Regions from separate parts of the Mus musculus genome. Here region 1 is linked to region 2. The links are chromatin loops, found by intact Hi-C in ENCODE. Cell type or tissue: heart. All regions are shown on one strand. Links, peaks and the distances in the headings refer to the core of each region. The heading gives the core; the rest is flanking DNA.

What was found. Peaks named below come from ENCODE experiments on the same cell type or tissue, not always from the same donor. Only the 100,000 strongest peaks of a DNase experiment are listed, where the experiment ranks them.
Region 1: a loop joins it to region 2, with 9 times the contacts of the local background. A loop is called at or near these places in 4 of 42 quality-filtered maps.

Annotation. Positions count from the first base shown.
Region 1 is chr4:131,780,580-131,788,351 of GRCm38, reverse strand. Ptpru (protein tyrosine phosphatase, receptor type, U) reads left to right here. Exons shown (of 31, transcript NM_001083119.2): 18 at 511-586; 19 at 968-1,044; 20 at 7,486-7,522. Among named protein-coding and RNA genes, the nearest start is that of Gm52680, 15 kb to the left of the region's middle. In heart, for the core only: a CTCF peak has its summit at 4,130 (motif pointing left); no DNase peak of the experiment used is centred there; H3K27me3 peaks cover 912 bases.
Region 2 is chr4:131,719,126-131,726,897 of GRCm38, reverse strand. No RefSeq gene overlaps it. Among named protein-coding and RNA genes, the nearest start is that of Gm42321, 12 kb to the right of the region's middle. In heart, for the core only: a CTCF peak has its summit at 3,297 (motif pointing left); a DNase peak (open chromatin) is centred at 4,267; H3K27ac peaks cover 592 bases.

The sequences.
Region 1 (7,772 bases), core at 2,011-6,010, 61 kb before region 2:
CTGTGGAGGAAACTCTCAGGCCCACCCTGGCTACACCTGTACCCCGACAGTCCCCAAGGCAACCTAACACTTTGACCTTGACTCTGACCTCTACTTCAAGCTCAGACTGTCTGGCTGTTCACTTTTCTGTCTCATCTCCACCCCGATCAGAGTCTTATCTTGTCTCTGGTTGGAGCCACATCAATGCCGACCTTGACCTGACCCCAGTCTGACATTAACTCCTGACCTTCATCTGATCAGATTCCAGCCACCCTCTTCTGGACACAGACAGCAGTACCTCCACTTAAACTTAATCTCAGCCTTAATCTTGATCGTTTAATCTTTCCTCTCTTCCCAGTTCAAACTCAGGGTTCTGTATCCTAACCTCTGTGAACTCTGATCTCCCTTTGGCTCATCTTTCCCTTCACTCCACACACACCTGGCCCTTATGGTCATTCTTCTTATGGGGAGAGGTCCCGAGAGTCTTGGGGGATCTCTCTCTCCCACTGACTACCACTTTCCCTTTGGCAGAGTTTCTTTGAGGGCTGGGACGCCACCAAGAAGAAAGACAAGCTCAAGGGCGGCCGACAGGAGCCAGTGTCTGCCTGTGAGTTCTAGGAAAGGGGCCTTGTGGATGGGGGAACATGGCCAGCACATGTTCCGTGTAGTCTTGTCCTCAGAGACATGGCGCCCTGGCCGTTATGATGACGGTACCGTACATGGCAGTATAGTGTCTTAGAGATGAGGGAACACGTTTGGGGGGGGTTGAGACCTCAGCTAAAGGTCATACAGGAAATTGCTGCTTCTTTTCCTGAACTCCATACCCAGACTCTAACCCTTGGCCCATCTTCGCGCTGCTCAGAGTTCATTGGTGAGCTCTGAGCCCTTATAAAGGTCACCTGGTCCTTCCTACTTGACACTTGCCCTAGTCTCCAGGAGATCTCCTCCAGGCTGTGTGGCACAGCGTGCCCTGCTGCTCTGTTCACAGATGATCGACACCATGTGAAACTACACCCGATGCTGGCAGACCCTGATGCCGACTACATCTCTGCCAACTACATAGACGTGAGTGCCTGGACCCCTGCTCCTTCTGCTTATCTGTCCCTGTCCCCACCAGGCTAGGCAGGGCAGAGATACCAGAGATTAAATGAGGATCCGAGTGGCTGAGTTGCGTTTGGTACCAGGGAACTCAGAGGTGGGGAGCTGAGGATGGCTGTTGGCCTTCAGGAAAGCGTCCTGAGGGTTGCGCATGCTCACTCGCCCAAGTGGAGGTAGAACAAGGTCTGGGGCAGACGGGGAGGCTGAGGGATGGGAGGAGCTGCCTCAACAAGGGGCCAAGAGATTGGAGGAGGGATTCTTCTGGTTTCCATAGTGAAGCTGAAGAGGTTATGCAGGGCTAGCCGGAAAGGCCTTGGGTGTCAGGCTAAGGACTTGGGCCAGCTCCCAGGGCCATCAGGAAGTTGTTTGAGTGTTTGTGGTCCACTTTGATTGCAGTGGTCCTTCACATCTAGCAAGGTGCGTTTACTGAGCACATACTGTGTGCCAGGCACAGCGATTAAACACTTTACATGCAATCTCACATTTCCTATAACCTTATCACCCTCAGGAGAGGAAGCTGGGGCTCAGAGAGGTGAAGCTATCCGTTCTAGGTCACACAGTTAGAGTGGGAGAGAAAAGACTCAAAGCCCCAGCTTGGCTGTCCCCACAGTCTCCGCTGCTGGCTGTCCCAACATTGGATCTGGTTGGCCTGAGGGGGAGGGACCAAGAGAGGGCAGGTTTCCTAGGGGCGCATGGAGGGTGTTGATGGGAACTGGGGGACAAGGCCTAGGGCCTTGACTGCATTCTGTGCAGCAAGCTGAAATTGAGAGAGCATCCTTTAATTGTGCAGGAAATGTATTCTTCTGAGCACCTGGGCACCAGGGCTAGAAATGAGAACACGTGACTATTATTATTATTATTATTTAAATGATACATAGATTCTAATAGGGGAGACAGATTAACATTGAAAGAAACATGCAAGGAAATTCATTTCAGATTAGCTGGGAGTGCATAGGCAAGAAGAAAGGTGTCACATAGCCAGATAGTGGCAAAGCCAGGGCTGGCTTGGGAGACTGTGTGGAGGAAGCAGTGTGGTTGCAGAGGAAGGGGAAGGCTACTCAGGTATGAACAGGGACGTCAAAGGCCAGGGAGGCAGCCACAGTTTCCCAGGGCTGAGGTCATCAGGATCTCTGGAGATGTCTCTTTTCTCCCTCTTCTCCCTCTTCAATCTTCCTCCTGGAGTTGAACACGCCACCTGTGTTTCCCAGAACCCTTTGCCTTCTCCCTGCCTCCATCCTGTTCCTTGCCTGGGGTAAACGCCAAGCCTGGCCTCACAGGCTTGGGTGGCATAGGGGACAGTGGGCCTTTCTCATAGGGGTTCCACCTGGTTGGTTTCTCTCGGGGCCCTGGCAGGGACATACCCATCCCTCCCTCTCTCTGGCCACCTGTCTCTGTTCTGCCTGCCAGCTCACTCACCCTTTCTGGCCTCTCCTGTGCCCGCCCACCTCCACTCACCTCTGGCCTAACATCTGTCTCTTTTGCTTTGTTCTGTTTCCCTCACTGGAATCATTAAGATTCGGATAAACCGACAAGTAAGTATCTCTCCCTCCTCCACCTCCTCCTCCACCTCCTCCTCCTCGTCCTCCTCCCCTGCTCCTCCTCTTCTTCCTCCTCTTCCTCCTCCTCCTGTCTGGCGAACTGGCTGTGTCCTGGGCTCTCTCACAGGCTACGGCTGGCTGTCTCTCTCTTTCTCTCTCTCCCTCCTTCCCTTCTCCTGGCACCAAACACGAACCACCCATTCCAGCAGCCTGCCAGGGGCTGCCACGGCTGAAGCCTTTGCCTCCCCACGGGGACGTATTCCCTTCCACCCTCCGCTCTCTCCACAAAAGTAGCTATGTTGGGGTGCTGGTCACCGCTGTCACCTTTGTCACCCTATTTAGCCACTTTCTGTGAGCTTCACTACCTCTGCCCTTCTGCAGAGCCCTTGGTATGTGTAGCGGGGACGCTGCCCTCCGTAGCCTCATCTCCATTGCTGAGAGGCCGAGGCCTGGGTCAGTCTTCTTTAAGCTCATCTCCCTAGTGTTCAAATCCCTTCGTGGTCAGTTTGCTTAAAACTTAACCCCAATCATTTTGCCCTCCATTTAGCCCCGATTTGAATGTCCCCCCCCCCCCAAGCAAAACAAAACACATTCGTTTGAATATCAGTTTAAAAGTTGTAATATCTCCTGCTCTTTTTGGGAATCAAAAAGGACTGAGGACAACTCAGTTAGTGGAGTGCTGGCCAAGTGTGAATGAAGGCCTGGGTTTGAGACCCAGCATCATGTAAAAACTGGGTGTGATGGTGCAGCCCTTTAATCCCAGCACTGGGAGGCAGAGGCAGGTGGATCTCTGAGGAGGAGGCCAGCCTGGTCTACAGATCAAGTTCCAAGGGCTATGTAGAGAGATTTGTCTCAAAAAATAAACAAACAAAACAAAATATAAAAAAGAAAGGAAGGAAGAAATTAATTAATTAATTAATTAATTCAAGGTCATCCTCAGCTATGTAATAAGTTTGAGACCAACTTGTCTTAAAATAAATTAAAAAGAGAAAGAAAGATATAAAGAAAGGAAAATTCCTAATTAATTTAGCCATTTTATTTATAGTCATCATCATTAATTTTGCTTTTTTGAGATGGAGTCTCACTTTGTAGCTAGGCTGGCTTGGAACTTACTATGTTGCTGAGGCTAGACTCGAATTCACAGCCATCTTTTGCCTCAGCCTCCTGAGTGCTAGGATTATATTTCAAACTATTTAATGACTGGTATTCTTTGCTATTTTGTGGGTACGTTTCCCATTTTTATCTCCTTTTAAAAAGATTTTTTTCTTTTTTTTTTCTTTTTCTTTTAATCATTGCTAGAATTCTGCTCATTATCAGACTTCCAGACAACATGGAGAGACTAACACAAGAAATGAAGGTTCCCCCCAGTCACATTTGGCAGGGACAGCCAATTATCCCAGATGTGCCCCTTATTCTGAGTACAGTCACACAGTTGGTTTGTAAAATTCTCAAATGTAAAAGGCCTATTAGGTTCGCAAACACAGTGGATGTGCTGAGTCCTAGCGCCCCCTGTGGGCGGTGGTGAATACCGGCCCATACTGGCTTTAGAATCTCTGGTTCCTGTGGTAACCCGCTTACTTGCCTTTGACTCTCACCCATTTGGTTCCCTTCGGTCAGACCTGTAAGAAACACCTGTAAGGTCTCACTGGGCTTAACGCTGACTCAAATGCCAGGGAGCAATCCTGCCGCCGCTGGCACCTGCAGAGTGCCAGGCACCTAGACTGCATTGTTTAATTGTGGAAGGGATCATTTGCAGATGACAATATTAGTCTGAAAAAGGTAAAATGTGGTGTAAGGTCACCAACCGGCATTATCATTCCACTCTTCCCCAGCACCACCCACGCAGACTCCAGCAAGGGCTTAGCTCTGTGGTTCTCGCACCGGCAATGCTTCTTGGGGTATGAAGTCCAGGCATCCCGGGTGCCACTCCCTAAAGTGGATCTGTACAAGGCCATCTGCTCCTTTTATTTCAAGATAAAACTTTATTTCATTTAAAACTTGTATTTGCTGTAGGAGTTTGGGGATGACCGAGTTGTTACATGCTTTTCTTGCACGTGTGAGGACCCTAGTTCAATTCCCAGAACCCATGTTGGGGGTTCATGCTTGTAACCCCAGCACTGGTGAGGTAGAGTCAGGTGGCTCTTCTGGGCTGACCAGCCAGCTTAGCCTAATCACAAGTGTCATGCCAAAGAGAGACCCTGTCTCCAAGGAGGTGGACAGCTGTCCTGAGAATGGTACTTGAAGTTATTGCCTGGTTTTAAACATGTGCACACATGTACCCTCCCTGCAAGTGCAACACCCCCCCACCTGCACATGTGTACACACGTACACATGAACATACATATATGTGCATAGCAAAACCGCTATTTGTGTCCTTTGTGTGATAACTTTAAGAGGGGAGGAACTTACTCCTGTGGGCTGTCATCTGACCAACACACACATGCAGTGGCACTTGTCCACGTACATGCTCCTCCCTACACACAAAGTAAATTAAAAATGTAGTTTTTTTAAATGAACATGTAGCAACTGTGTGTTCATACGCTTGCTTCAATTAGGGCTGTGTGGGAGTGGAGAGGGGCTCAGTGGTTAGAGCACTGGCCGCTCTCCCGGGGACTCTGAGTTCAACCCACAGGCGGCGGCTCACTACCATCTCTAGTTCCAGTTCTAGGGAATCTGACGCCCTCTTCTGGCTGCCGCCGTTCCTGGATGCACACCGTGCACATGAACGCATGCACATACATTATAAATATTAAAAGAAAACAAATAGACCTGTATGATGACAAAGTCAGTTGGATGAATCTGAGCCAGACTTCTCCAAAATGTAATTTTCAAACAAAAGAAGACTAGGATCCTGGGAAGGGCCCTGGGGGAGGGGTGGAGGTGCGGGTCTCTGGATCTGATGATGAACTTGTGTTGGGGTGGAGCTTAGGCAAATTGGGTTTGCTGGGAGCAGGGGGCCAAGTAGTTCAGGGTGACCTGTTTCAAGCTCAGTTACTTGCTAGGCCTGGTGAGCTGGTCCCTCTGACCTGCTGTGGAGATAGCTGCCTGGGTCTTGGGTAGACATCTGCCCTGAGGGCAGAGAGAGGTTTTTCATAGGTTTTCATAGTTTGCCACTTTGGAGGGGTTTTGGCTTTTCCCAGGGCAACCATGAGGTTGTCCAGCTGTTATCTTCCAGAGGACAACAGAGGCTTAGAAAGAGCCTTGCTGGCTACTCCCCTGTCTGAGGCTCTGCAGTGTGGGCACTGCCAAGAAACTGGCCAGAAATGCACACTTCCAGATCGACCCACATCCTCTGAGCCCAAGTGGGTCTCTGACATTATCCCAGGGGTTCCTGTGTACCCAGAATGCCAGACTTCCCACCTGTTGGTGTGGGGACAGATACGAATTTTATAACATCTAATCATTGGGATCAATGGTATTTGTTTTGTTTTGTTTGTGCTGGGATAGAATCCAGGGTCTCCCACACGCTAGGCATGCATGCTACCCCCGAACCTCATCCTCAGCCCAGCCAATCAGTTTTAATTGAGTTCCATTCCTCCATTATTGATACCGACTAATAAGTGCTGTCACTTGTTGGAGCCTGCCAACAGGGACCCAGGTCCATTAAAACCCAACACTCAGGAGGTCTCCTCGAGGCCCAGCTGTTTCCCCACCCCACCCCACCCCTGCTTTTGCTGGGATTAAAGGCGTGTGTGCCACTTTAGTGACCTTTGAGATGTGGTTAAAAATAACAGCTGCTCATTGTCCTCCTTTATGCCTGGCCCAGTGACAATACTTAACCACATTACTGTTTGTGCCCTCACATCCCCGGGAGGGAAATCTTGTCCCGATCTACCGCATGCAAGAGAAGATGGAGGCCAAGAGGAGGGAGGGGAGTTAGCTTGAGGGCTGCTGGGACTGACCCTGGCAGCAGGGCTCCAGGGCCCTTTGGGTTCTGGAAGCCCAGGGGTCCGGAGGAGTTACTTGGGGTTGTGTTTGAGGGCCAGGGGTGGAACTTGGTTTTCTCTCACACCTGCCTCTGTTGTACTTGGTAAATTTTGCACACTGGCTTCCTGGCTGGCTCTTGTCACAGAAAGATGCAGCCTTGGGAGGGACCTTGGGGTCATTCGCTTTGGTGCTACCTTTGGGATGGAGCATGAGGTAGCTTTTGGCTTCTCTTTCCTATAAGATAGAAGGTAGTGCTTAGAACAGTATGGGGCCATCACCATGACTCTGGAAGCCCACTGATGCTTGGTCTGAGGGCTCTGGGGATGGAGGATAAGGTAGCTCTTGGCTTCTCTTTCATGGGAGATAGACAGTAGCATTTAGAAAAACAAGGGGCCATCACCCGGTCTCAGGAATACTCTTCATTATCAGTAAAACAGATTTTAAAATTTCATCTAATGGCCCAATGTGAAACCCTCTTTAAGCTCCCATGCCAGCCACAAAAGTTCTGGGTAGCTGAGGTCCTTGGGAAGTGTACCATCCATTCTGAACACTCTGACAGAAACTGGGCATTCTGCCAACCACTGGTTCTCCCATATCTGGGGTTCGTGGTGGATTATGTTTCTGGGACTGTGGGAGGCAGACAGCATCATCCTGGGTTTCATATGTCTCTAAACCACAGTCATGTTGTTAGCAGATAACTCTCCTGCTTTGAGGGCTCACAGGGGACCATCATCTCTAGGGTTCCATAGCAAGACCTTGGCGTCTTAGCTCCACTTGTCTCTGCTTTGGGACTGGAAGGACAAGGTCACACCCTCATCCAGAGGCATGAGGGTGGGAGTCTCTGCAGGATGCCGCTCCTGGAAGAAGGGGGATGAGGAGGTTGGCTGAACGAACAGACGTCTGCTCCCCCCGACATTCACTGCATCCCATTTTCCTGTTTCAGGGCTACCACAGGTCAAACCACTTCATAGCCACTCAAGGTACCTGGCCCCTCAGCCTGTGGCACCCTCTCATGATATGGAATGTTGCCTGCCTGCCTGCCTGCCTGCCTGCCTGCCTGCCTGCCTTGCTGATCTGCTCAGCTCCCTGTCTGCCTCCCCATCTGTCTGCCTTTCCATTCCCACTGCCTGCCTGGGTCTCTTGCACATAACTGTAGCCTTTATCCTCTGTCTGTCTGTGTCTCCCGGTATGATCAATCCATCCCAGCAACCTGGCTGTGTGTATCTCTGT
Region 2 (7,772 bases), core at 1,764-5,763:
GTGGGCAGTCCTCCCTCCTCAGAGGTGTGTGGGAATCGAACCACAGTTATCATTACGCATTACTAATGTGCACATGTGCCTGGAACATTTACCCCTGCTCCAATTCCATAAGTTAGACCTCCTGGAGTCTATGGGCTCATTTTATGTCAACTTGACACAAAGTAGAGTCCCTGGAGAGGAATTTTCTCAATTGAAAAAAATGCTCAATAAAATAAGACTATAGGCAAGCCTGTGGCGGGTGTGTGTGTGTTTCTCTCTCTTTCTTTCTTTTTCTCTCTCCCTACTTTCCTTCTTTCCTTCCTCCCTTCCTTCCTGTCTTTCTTTTTTTATTTTTGGTTTTTCAAGACAGGCTTTTCTCTGCAGCCCTGGCTGTTCTGAAACTCTCTCTGTAGACCAGGATGGCCTTGAATTTACCGAGATCTACCCGCCACTGCCTCCAAGTGCTGGGATAAAAGGTGTAGGCCACCAGTGCTCAGCTAGAGGGCATTTTCTTAACTAGTGATTGATGGGAGTGGGCTCAGCCTATTGTGCCTGTGGCTATCCCTGGGTGGGCGGTCCTGGGTCTATGAGAAATCTGACTGAGCAAGCCATGAGAGCAGTCCAGTGAACAGCACCCCTCCATGGCCTCTGAATCAGCTCCTGCCTCCAGGTTCCTGTCCTGGTTGAGTTCCTGCCCTTGCTGCCTTGGATGATGAACCTGTTACGGTGGAACCGTGGATTAAATAAACCCTTTTTCTCCACACGTTGCTTTCAGTCATAGTGTTTCATCATAGCAATAGTAATCCTAACTAAGACACCAAACATCACCCTTTATGTGTTTAGGCTTTGGAATGTAGAGAACATGCATAGCTGTTGTGGCCACTGGTGGGAACAGGCCCTGGGTGTAAGCAATAGGATAGAACAAGACCGTCTTCGGAGCATAGAGTTCATTAGGGTTGGGATACACTCACCGACAAGTGTCTAAACACAGATCAGTGATCCTCATTCTAACATGAGGTCAGAAAACCCCTGAAGGTCTAAGGGAGATCCTCTTGTACCTTGTCAGTAGAGGACTGCACTTGGGGCCAGACCCCTGCCTTTGAACTCTGAGGCCAGTTAGGTGATTCCTTCTTGCCCCACCCTGGTGCCCTGCACAGACACTGACTCCTGCTTCTCACCCTCCTGCCTGGGCTTTGTTCCGGGGATGTCAACTGTCAGGAAAAACAAACTTTGATGATCCAAGGTTCTCTCTCTTGCCTGCCTGAGCCTCTGTATTTGCCTTCAAGTTACTGACCTACAGCTGGGCAAAGAGGGGGTGGGTGGGCACCCAGACCTGGATTCAAATGCTAAGTTGAATCCTTGCCAACTGAGTGAGATTGGGCATGTTGATTCATTTCTGGGTCTCAGTTTCCCCATCTGTGACACTTGTCGATGAGTGTATCCCAACTCTAATGATCTCTATGCTCTGAAGACGGTCTTGCTCTACCCTATTGCTCACATCTGTTCCCCTGGTGGTGGCTACAACAGCTGTGCATGCTCTCTACATTCCAAGCCTTCTTCGGACGTAATCAGCAAATTGGCTACAATGGCCTCACCCTTCCTAGGACCGTATACTCTGGGGCACTCATCTTGGCTGCCTCTCATTTTTTTTTTTTTTTTTACCTTTATCTCCGAGTTTTCCAGATTTTCCTGGTGAGACAGATTTTGTGCAATACTGACATATGCACCTAGTTCCTTCACCAACCTGAGGAGCAGGGGTGTGAGTATTCTTGCCACTGAGGTGTGCAGCAGACCAAGTGACTGATGCCAGGCCTGTTGCAGCCAGTAGAGACGACATTGGAACCCAGACCTGATGTTTCCCATGTTGGGACTCCGTGGACAGAGGCTGCATCTCATCCTTGTGGGCATTTTGGACTGTGCTGCCCTCCAACAGTCTTAGCTAGAAACCTGCAGGTGGGACCCTGTGGCTCTAAGCCCAGGCAGCTCTCTCTGTCTTTCAGTGTGCCTGGTTCATAGCCAGGACTGAGAAGAGCCCTATGCTGCCCATCTTTGTCCTTGTGGGGACTCAGGTGGGGACAGGGCACAGAGCATGTCTGGTTGCTGGCCTCTGGAATTAGCTTCTTGGGTAGCTCAGCGAGCTAAGGAGGGGCAGCCTGGAGCACTGCAGGGGCAGCCTGGAGCACTGCAGGGGCAGCCTGGAGCACTGCAGGGGAAGCCTGGAGCACTGCAGGAGAAGCCTGGAGCACTGCAGGGGCAGCCAGGAGCACTGCGGTGGGTGAGTGAGGGGTCACCTCCCTCCTGCCTCAATCTCTGCTTTCTCCTGCTGCCATCCCTGTTCTCTTTATCTCTGGTAGCATGCCTGCCTTAATCTTGTCCCTCGGTAGCCTTTATCACATCCCTGTCCTTGCTCCTCTATCCTTCTGCGTGCCATAGCACATAGCCTGTGTCTCCCCATGTTTGCCTCCATCTCTGTGTGAGTGGGGTGATGGGCTGTTAGTCTCTCTTCCTGCAGACTGTTCCTCTCTCTAATTTTATCTCCTACAAGCTCTCTCTCATCTCTTCCCCCTCTCTCTTTCAATCTGTGTTCATATTTTCTATTTTTGTCTCCTTTCAGGTATCCCTTGTTTTCCTTGTCTCTTTTTCTCTCCCCTTTCCCTCTCATCTTCCTCTTTACCAGGTGGCTCATTTCCAAACCACCCCAAATCCTTCACCATTTGTGCGTTCTTTCCTTCCATGAAAGAACGTGTGTTTACGTGCATGCATGTGTTCCTGCATATGTGTGTGTGTGTGTGTGTGTGTGTATATGTGTGTGTGTGTACGTGAGAGTACAGACGTGCCTTTGGCTTAGGGTGTGCTGAAACCCATCCCCGTGGCTCTGTCTCCATTTCTCAGTGAATTAATCAATCTTTCTCTTGCTTGCTGTTCCCCTTCCTGGTCTTTGCTGCTGGCACCAACATGGACATCTGGCAACTCAGACTGGGGCCTCTGGTTCCAAAGAAGCATATGCCAGTTTGGGGGCAGCAGGCGGCTCCCAGTTGGATCTCAGGAAGGCACATGCTGCAGACTCAAAGTGGGGGGCTGAGTCACCTTGTCCAGACGCATTGAGAAAAACACTGGAGGCAGCAGTAGGTCAGAAGAACACAAATCCTGGTTTCGGCTTCCTGTGTGACCTTGGCCAAGTTGCTTAACCTCTCTGAACCTGTTTCCTCACTAGTGAGGGAAGGCTGCTCTAAGGATGAAATGAAGCCATTTACTGTGACCAATTTGGGTCACAGTAAATAGAGCGACGAGCCAAGACCCACACTGCCCCCGTGTGGCTGGAGGCAGCCGCAGTTCACTGGGTGAAGAGCCTTTCATAGCAGGGATATATGCAGTGACAACCTTAGTACCGCGAGCAGATTTTGGTCTAGAGCAGTGGTTCTCCACCATCCTGATGTTGCGACACAGTTCCTAGTGTTGTGGTGACACCTCCCCTGACCCATATAATTATTTTGTTGCTACTTCATAACTACAATTTCGCTACTGTTAGGAATTGTAACCTACAGGATAAGAACCATTGGTCTAGAGTTTAAAGTCTTGTGTCAGGTGGTCCTGAGGCTGGTTCTGAGATAATGTGGAACAGATGCAGGTGGGTGTCTTCCCATTCTCTTGACCGTTTGTGGAGAGAAGACACAGGATGGTATGAAGAAATTAAGGGACTGGCAGTGCCACGTCTGGGCCATCTGGGTCCAGAATGGTGGCTCTGTAGTGGCAGGAGGAAGGGCAGGGATCTAAGATAGAGTCAGCTTGTGTCGGTTGGGGCTGAGAAGAGGGAGGCTGGCTTAAGCCAGGCACCTGGAAGTCCCTTCCCAGGTCTCTTCTCTGAAACCTTCAATACTCCCCAGGGCAGGTGGATGAGTCTATTTCAGGGGAGGAATCTGGGGGTGGGGGTTAGGGTGTGGCCAAGGCCTTATGTGGAAGTAGGAGAAGGCAGGTCTGAAGAGAAGACAGGCTAGGTCAACATTGTGTATTTGTCTGTCTGCATGACCCCAGAATGCACATGGGTGTGCGCCCGCGTGCTCACATACACACACACAGACACACAGAGACACACACAGACACACAGAGACACACAGAGTTCCCTGCTGTCTGGATGCTGCCCCACCTACCCACCGAGCATGCTGGCTAGCTTCCAGGTTTCTGCTGTGCCGTGGCCCAGGTTCAGGAGCTAAGGTGGAGTTGCAAGAGAGGAGACAGGGCTTGGGTAGCCGGGGCTCAGCAGGAGCTGCCTGACCTGGATCTGAACCCGAGGTGGTTTCAAGCCAAGGCCTGCTGAATGTTTGACTTTGAAATGTTCCTTCTTCCTTCTCACTGGCTGGTATCTGCTCCCACCCAGGTCACCAACGGTCACCGCACTGAGAGCAAAGAGGTGAGGAGCAGCAGGGCATGCCTCACATACGTGTGAACTTGACACTGTTACCACTGGCAACCAAGGCAATCTCAGAGGCTGCAAGGGAATTGTCTGTGGCCACAAGCTTATCCCACTTCAGAGGAGTCCTGACCTGGGGACCCAGCTTCTTGGGGGGGTGTGTGTGGGGGCTTTTGGTCCCAGGGACTCTAAAATCAACTGTGTGCTTTAATCTGTCAGACAGTGACAATCTGAACACCAGGAAGGAAGCTGGTGGCCTGCACTAAGCTGGACAAAACTCATGGGAAATAAGATAAGGAATTGACATTTGACCTCCCTCCAGGAGGGAGTCCAAACTCCAGAACTTTCTCTGACCTGTAAAGCCTCGGCAGTTCCTTTTGTCACAAGCCATTAATCTTGGTGGCTTTCTTTCTTAGGTCCTGATGTCCTCCCTCAAGCAGCTACAGGTCCCTCCTCATATGTATCTGCTGTTCACAGACCCTCCCTTATGTGGCAGTACTCTGGCCCTATGGTCCTAACTTGATTGGTTCAGCCTGTGGGGACAGCTCTGAGGACCCTCTGGGGACTTCGAGGAAGGGCCAACAGGAGCAAATCTTTCTCTCCTTGCAATCAGGATCTGGTTATCACAGCCCATGAGAGGTACAGGAAACTAGAAATGGGGCCACTCTGAACACTTAGTCTAGTCCTCACTTGGCGGTTCTCAGTTACCTGACTTATGATGGTCAGCTTTGCAGTATTCTCCATATAGGGTGGATGGATCAGGAAGTAATCCCATTGTAAGTCAGAGATCCCCTGTAGTTTCTCTCTCTTTGGCTCCTTGTGGGCAGTACGTGCTATGATCCCCGTGGACTTTGCGCCTGGCACTTAGATGGGAATTGGTGCCTGGGATGGAGACGGGGAGGATTCAGAAACCAAGCATATGGCGGCCACTGTCACTCACCGGCATGCCTTTTCAAGCCGCAAGTTGCAGGATGACAAGGGTTGGGGAGTGGTTGGAGCTTTGGACTTCCTGTCTTTGGCATGCGTGCTTAGGTTTAAGGTTTGAAGCAGGAGAGGACATCGCCACCTGGAGACAGTGACTCGGGTCTCTACGTCTTGCAGAGATACCTGGAAGGGTCTGGGTAGCAAGAGTCTGATGGTACAGGCCTGGGAGGGGGAAGTGGGGGGACATCTGACCAATTCTAGGAACAGCGGAACCAAGGGACAAGGTCCTCCCGAAAACCCTGTCCACAATGGGCTGAGCATCCCATCTCCTGGTTTCTTGCCCACTACCATTTTCCTTTTAGACAATCAGAGAAGAAGGAAGCTGGAGGTAGGAGAGATCTCCCCAGGCTCCATTGGGGCCATCACCAGGGCACCTCTGCCAGCGCTTCTGGACCTCATCAACCAGGTGGCTTGATTAGCCCGGCTAACATTAAGGAGGGCCTGGTGGGCTGTAGACTGTGGTCTCATTGTCAAGCAGTGGTGCAAAGATTAAGTTAAGTTCTTGTCCCTGAGCCCAGGCACAGCCCCCAAGTTTATCCTGTTCATTTAAAATCTCACCTAGAGCTTTGGAGGAAAAGCCGATTTCATTACAGCTTTCCCGTTTTCAAGGAGTCGTGCCCACACACCTGTCGTCTTGTGATTATTTTCTGTCTACAGAGCCTGTGGCTCCCCCAGGTTCCTCCAGCTGCTCCTCCCACTGACTGGGTCCTCAGAGCTGGCCACAGCGTGGCACAAGCTACCTGCATTATTTACTTAACAATAAAGAGCCAGCTTGGGTGACCTGGTGGGAGAGTAAGTGGAGATTTACTGTGAAATGATTAATCATAAAAGCACAGGTCACAACGGCCTCAGACCAGGAGGAGGAAAGGAATGGAGGGAGAAGCTGCAGGCTGTGCGGTCACGAAGGGTTGACTTGTTTGTGTGATCCAAAATGACTATGGCTCCCATCTTTGCCAGGCTTCTGCCGGGAGAAGGCTTCCGGGAAGACCCGGACCAGCTTTTGTCCCTCTTGCTGTGTGACACCATGTACGTCTCTGGTCCAGTTTCCCTGTGTATTTGATGCAGAGACAGGAGAAGTGGCTTCTTGCTTCATACAAGTAGAAAGGGCATCTTGGTACCACCACACTGGGGCATAGACCCAGGAGAGGCTGAGATCTCAGTCTTAGTCTCTTCTCTAAGGCTCGGGTGTCACCCATGAGAACCTGCAGGTAATAGTAATAAAGAGAAGGCGCAAGCAGCCCCAGTAAGGCCCGAACCACAGGTCAGCACGATAAAAAGACTCCACTTGCTCAGCGGTTCCTTCATTCTGGAACTGGTTAACTCTTACAACTGCCCTAGCCTATTGCTATCTCTAAGCACAGAGGGGGATCACCCAGCAGGTGTCCTGCTCCCTCGGGAGCAGAAAGCAGCAAGCTTGCTTGAACAGCGGGGGGGGGGGGGGCTGCTTTCTACCGCTAACCTCGACAGCGAGCTTCATCACTGTATCTACCACTTTGGCAGGGAGGCCTGAAACAGAGCGCCGGCTGCCAGGGTGGGACATGGTGGGAAGTCTTTTAAATTTGTTTTTCCCTTGGGTACTCTGCCTGCACTCCAAATATTGGCCATTTCAGTTTCATTTAGGATTCTCTTTAGTCTGTGGTAATTAATCCCATTAGTAGTTAATAGCCCTTTATATTAAACTTTCCTCAATAAAATTACCATGTGATCTAGTCTTCTGACTATATCCTGATAGATACAGAACTTGTGTGCTGGCCAGGTATGCACGCCTGTCATCCTAGACAGAAGCAGGAGGATCAGGAGTTCAAGGCCAGCCTTTGCTACACTGTGAGACTCTGTCTAAACAAACAAACAAACAAACAAACAAACAAACAAACAACCCACCAGCCAACCATACATAACAAAATTGGTTTTGGTCCATGGTACAGCTCAGCAGAGGAGTGGACGGCTTCGCTGTTGTTGCTGTTGAGACAGGGTCTTATCACACTGCCCACGCTGCCCAGGTTGGCTTTGCCTTCCACCACCCTCTGTCCTCAGCCTCCTCAGAGCTTGGGTAATACACATGCATAACTGTGCCTAGAAAGATTTTTTTTCTAAGTATAAAAACCACTCTCAACAGCTCATAGGACATGCAAAAATAAAAGACATGGTCCCGGTTTGTCTCAGCAGCCCCAGCTTGCCAATTCCTGGAGTGGAGTTACTGTCTGCCAGAGAGAAGGAAATGAATACTGGGCTTTTCAGAGATGCCTGCGTGGGGCTGTGGGTTGATCCAGCACACCATGTGGCTGCTTGTCAATGTGGGGGTATAATGGCCAGGTGGTGGATGGAGTCTCAGCTCACATTCACCACACGGAAGGCCAAGGAAGCGAGTCTCTGACTTTCTGAAATGTAACCGGAACAGATA